Regions from separate parts of the Homo sapiens genome. Here region 1 is linked to region 2. A link is a contact called in ENCODE Hi-C or POLR2A ChIA-PET data. All regions are on one chromosome and are shown on one strand. The core of a region is the stretch at or near the end of the contact, and the rest is flanking DNA. Distances in the headings are between cores, read along the strand shown.

What was found. A loop is a pair of places that touch in the nucleus more often than their neighbours do. ChIA-PET counts read pairs that join two places held with the same protein, here RNA polymerase II (POLR2A). Pooled maps may share reads with other maps.
Region 1: a pooled map shows a loop between it and region 2 (2.8-fold over the local background). The contact joins the enhancer-like site here to the promoter of CCR6 in region 2. A Hi-C loop is called at or near these places in 1 of 37 single-sample maps with no recorded cell type and 2 of 50 pooled maps. POLR2A ChIA-PET finds 5 or more read pairs at or near these places in 2 of 52 experiments (GM12878 and Panc1).

The regions. Positions count from the first base shown.
Region 1 is chr6:167,831,669-167,834,368 of GRCh38, forward strand. All of the region lies in intron 1 of AFDN (afadin, adherens junction formation factor), which reads left to right. Among named protein-coding and RNA genes, the nearest start is that of AFDN, 6.1 kb to the left of the region's middle. Within about 2 kb of position 1,348, at least 4 of the 41 ENCODE cell types and tissues checked have a DNase peak (open chromatin) inside an H3K27ac peak, as active enhancers do; they include GM12878, where a contact is called at or near this core.
Region 2 is chr6:167,121,699-167,124,424 of GRCh38, forward strand. It overlaps CCR6 (C-C motif chemokine receptor 6), which reads left to right and starts at 1,398. Exons shown (of 3, transcript NM_031409.4): 1 at 1,398-1,525.

The sequences.
Region 1 (2,700 bases), core at 98-2,597, 710 kb after region 2:
TAGCAGAAGTGGGTCTTTCATATTCTTGAAAAACAGGGATCATAAATGATTAGGATATGATACCAAATTGGTGAGAAGCTTAAGAAACGTTTATGATTGTCATTAAGGATTTGATTGAGCAATTGTAGTGTATAAAGCATTATTTCTAGGTGTTGGTTAATCTGGTAGCATAGACTAATTTGTTTATAAACAGTTTTACCAGACTTGAATTTTGGTGTAATGTCAGACAGTGTGTACTAATAAGTAGGATAGCATTTATTTTGATATAAACATGTTTCTTTATTATAAATAAAATGTATATGCAGGTAGCAGTTATTGAACATATGAGACTGAACTCATTTGAAAATTATTTTCAGGTTAGATTGAGTCTTGATTTCTGCTGTTGTTCAAATGTTTGCTATTTCTGTTAGTTTTCTGGCTGATAGTATATAGGATATACCCATTCACCTTGTAGATACTTAAGACAGAGATCAAATGTATCTGTCTGACCTACATTTACACTTGTAAGTTGGATACTGAGCAGTGTGCCAAATCCCACAGACCCTTTAACCAGTTCTGGGCATGTCGGAGTTGGCTAACGCTGATGTGCTGATAGGGCCTGAAAAATCTACCGGTGGGCTTCCAGTTCGTGTCTCTCTATGTGGGAGTTCATAGCAGGAGTGTGCGTGTTCTAAGAATTGTACCGTCTTTGTTAATGAGTAGAAGATTTTTCTGAACATTTCTCGTTGTGTGTAACTGGGCTAAAGCAGGCTGAGAGGTGGCAAGGGAGATCTTTGCCTAGCTGAAGTCATCTGGTTGAGATTTTATTCTAGCAACCATAAGAACATAAAATTCACTAATCATTTTGACATATGTGATTGACCAAAACCATATTAGAATTTAATTTAGAAAGTGAATGTGCTTAATAAAGTGAGAATAAGCATATAGAGAGGTGGTTCAAATACAAGCAGGAAGGTATTTTCCCAGTGTATTTCCAAAAAGGATAATTTGAAGTTTTATACTTACAAATTTATGCATGTATGTCATGAGTGAAACTCTTTTGAGGAACTGAAATGGAATAGTTTACTATGGCTGGAAAAGAGCCAAAATTTTTGTGCTTTTGCTCACAAGAAATTTAATGTTAAAATTGTATGGCTTACAGAAAATAAGCAATGTCAACCTTGGTTGCACATGTTTACACTTTGCTGTGTTTTTAGGCTGAATATACACAACTTGCTTTACCTTGTAAGCGTCACTCCTTTGTAGTTAGAGTGGCTATGTGGAACCCTGTGAGTACAAGTGGGCACTATTAATAATTATACCAGGACAACAGCCATAAACTGGAGTTGTCTCCTTTAACTCTAGGTATGAACAGGTTGGACTTGCTGGCACTGTTTTTTCAGTTTCTGCAGTTTCAAACTTCCTGAAGTTTATTAGTGCCTGACTGACCTAGGCTGACAGGACAAGACCATTTTCACAGAATATTCAGACTTTTTTGTGGGTGTTTTAAAAACCATCTTCCTCTTCGGTAGGGTGGAAGCAGGCTGAAAAGTACATATTGCAGTTGAGGCTAGCTCTAGTCTAGCTCTGCCACTGACTATAGTAACAACAGCAGGATAGGTTGTTTCCAAATTAGGAAGTCGTGCCTTGCCTCCTAAAACTCCACCTGAAAGTGCCTTTGATTTTCAGAATAGAAGAAAGGTTGACCCAACATTATGATCCGTGAAAAAAATGCTCATTTGTTTGTTGTTTGGGGGGTGTTTTATTGGCTGAGTGGTGCAGTGGGCTGTTCTATTCAGAATCCTAGCAAGTTCTCTTGCTTGAGTTCATACATGTTCTATTAAAGGAAAATCAGGCGGTTTCTGCTCTTTGCAGACTTAAAACTTTTGGTTCTTCCAAGAATTTGCTTTCTCTTTATTCTTGTTTGCTCATAGTGGTACTTTCCATTGTGGTCTACTTATTATTCTAGTTCCTGATTTTTTTATAGGAGAACCAACAAAAATTCTGTCAATTTTTTCACTGTTAACCAGCTTTTGGTACTGAGCTTTGAGGTTGCCAGTTTCCCTCCTCCTCTTTGACTTCGGTTCTGTATGTTAAGTAGAGAAAATGAAATGGGAGTAACAATATGGTCACTCTCAGACACTATCCACTGTTTTAAAAACATTGTATTTTTAAGTTTTATAATCTCTTATAAACATGCTTAGTATAAAATTCATAGATTGAGGACATATCTTTCAAATATGTTATTTTAAATATTGTTATTATTATCCAAATAAACTTCTGAGTGCTGCAGACTCCTAGATGCTCATACAGTATACCATGATTTTACATAGGTTGCAAAGAACATTTGTTTTTCAATAATATGATTTTACACGAGCTTTTTAATGAGTTATTAGGTTACATTACATTACACTTTTTACATTAATTTCATTGGGAAAAACTTGGAATTTTTTTTTAAATTTTTTATTTCTGTAGGTTTTTGGGGAACAAGAGGTATATGGTTACTTGAGTAAGTTCTTTAGTGGTGATTTGTGAGATTTTAGTGCATCCATCACCCTAGCAGTGTACACTGAACCCAGTTAGTAGTCTTTTATCTCTCATCCTCTTCCCACCCTTTTCCCCGAGTCCCCGAAGTCCATTGTGTCATTCTTAGGCCTTTGTATCCTCATAAGTGCTCGCACTTAGGAGCGAGAACATATGTTTGGTTTTCCATTCTTGAGT
Region 2 (2,726 bases), core at 148-2,647:
TCAGATGGAGGAGGGACAGGTCACCCAGAGTGAAGGAAGTTGTGAGCTCTGTTAGAGGAAAACAGCCAGGACTTAGTCAGGAGAGGCTTTGTTTGGAAGGATTGTTGTAAGGCAGGGAGAGGAATGATGGCAGCAAGAGGACCCCGTGACCATAGGTCTGCAAGCACTTCAAACAGAAAAGGCCCTTCTTTTATCCAGTAAGGGGGAGCCACTGGGGCCAGCAGAGTCTTTGGAGGGGACCCTGGACAAACCCGGGAAAATGGCCAGTGGGGTTGAGCAGGACACAGGTCCTGCTGTGTCTAGCTGGTTCCCCAGAGAGATGATAAGGGGTGCGCTCCAGCTTCTCAGGCTCACTCAGGCGTGAGGACGTGGAGCTCAGGGCTCTGCAGGAAGGAGCGACCCAGGTGAGGTGTGGTCAAGATAGAGCAGAGCTGGGCAGCGGGCAGTGGAGCCTCGTGGGCAGCCTGGGGGTGGGGAGGCACAGTGCACTGGGAAGTGGAGAAAGTGTGAGTCCATCAGGCTGGCTGAGAATTGATCACGAACCTATTGTCTGTAAAACTTTTGTTATTTCCTGAGACGTGGTTCACAGCAACCCAGGTGCGAACAGCCTTGTGATTCTAGGGTTCTTTTCTATTTTTTAAGCACTTGCATCTACAAATAAATTTCTGAGTGACTTGTCGTCAGCTGCTTTCCTTGATATGTCTAAAGACAGGGCAGTGACCCGCATCGTCACCCAGAGATTCTGTCTCTGTGCCACATGAAGATTAGGTGCCCGCTTTTGATTGAGGAGCTCCTCTGTTGCTCTCAAAGTATCTTGTAATAATAGCTGAGATGCATGGAGAACCACCTCTCCTTCAGGCGCTGCTCCTCGGCTTCCGTGGACGGGCATGGCTATTTCTCGGAACCCTCTGAGGTTAGAGCTGTCATGGTCTTTCTTCTGAAAGAGGAAACCGAGGCTTGCTGGGGCTCAGTGGCCCTTCTGTGGCTGCACAGCTTTCGGGGTGGGGCCAGGACTGACTGACTCCACACAAAAGTGCTCCCGGCCCATGTCTTTAACTCACACGGCCTCTTGCAAACGTTCCCAAATCTTCCCAGTCGGCTTGCAGAGACTCCTTGCTCCCAGGAGATAACCAGGTAAAGGAGTATGAAAGTTTGGGTACAAACTCATTGCTGCAAATTGAAAACCATGCAAAGGCTGTCTTCCTCTGGGGAGTTCAATGCCTCTCTTTTTCTTATCACTTTACCATTGGTTGGACTTTGATTCCAGGGATCCTACGATTACTCAATACCCTACAGGATATACATGGTTAACCATTTGCATTTGGGCAAATAGGCGTTACTTTTCAATAGGAAGTGGCAATCCAGAACTTGCTTTTGGGCAATTCTAGTAGCTCACCGCTTTTTTCTTAATGACTGCTAGAAGCTGCATCTTATTGACAGATGGTCATCACATTGGTGAGCTGGAGTCATCAGATTGTGGGGCCCGGAGTGAGGCTGAAGGGAGTGGATCAGAGCACTGCCTGAGGTGAGCATGCCAAGGCCCCTGAGACTTTTCTTTCAAAAATGTAACTTCTTTGATCCCCTAGTCTGACAGGAATGGGACTGTTTTACTCATTAATCTTCCAGAATGCTGGCATATTGACCATGTTTATGCTTAACGACACAGACTTCCTTTCCTGAAAGCATTGACTTTATGGTTTTAGGAAGCCCACTTTTCCTCTAAGTGTATAGTAAGGGATTTCATACTCGCTCCCTGCACTGGAGCTTCGGTGATGGTCTGGGTACTTGCTCCTCATACAGGAGATATCCTCAGGGCATCAGTCTGGAGAGGAATGTGATTCTTTATTTGATCAAATACACTGAAAGATTTTGGAAAACAAAAAAATTAAGCTAAGAAATATTTTGGAGGCAGTAAGTCATTTATGCAATGAAGGCTGATGAGTGGGCATCCCGGACAGCCTAAGATTGAGCAGGAAGGAGCTTGTGAGGGGGAGTTAAGAGAAATTGACAAGGTGGAAATTTCAACAAGTCTCAGTTGCAAAGCTCTCATGAGGGCTGCCAATGCCACTGTGATTATGAAGGCAGTATCTTATGACCAGAAAATAATACACAATGATATTAAAGGGAGCCAGGCTAGGTGCAGTGGCTCATACCTGTAATCTCAGCACTTTGGGAGACCAAGCTGGGTGTATCAGCTGAGGTCAGGAGTTCGAGACCAGCCTGGCCAACATGGTAAAATCCCGTCTCTACTAAAAATACAAAAATTAGCCAGGCATTGTGGCATGTGCCTGTAATCCCAGCTACTTGGGAGGCTGAGGCAGGAGAATCACTGGAACTTGGGAGGCGGAGGTTGCAGTGAGCCGAGATCACGCTACTGCACTCCAGCCGGAGATCAGCTCCAAAGTCCACTTAGCAGCAGGACATAGATATTGTAGAGATCAGCTTTATAAAGAAAAACAAAAATGCAAGGCCATAACTAAAGCTATTCTTTAAATGGTTAAAGATGTAATTTCTGCAAATAAAACAGAAAACATAAAAGCAAACTTCCAAAGAAATTAAAGGAACTGAAAAAAAAAAAAAACCAACCCACAGAAGCTTAATAAACAAATCACCGGGGGAAAACAAAAAAAAAATCAAACCTCCTGGTCTCCTCCTTAGCCACTCTCATTCAAAAGCAGAAGGAAGCCAGCCTAGAGTTTCAGCTCCACTGATGCTTATCTAAAAAG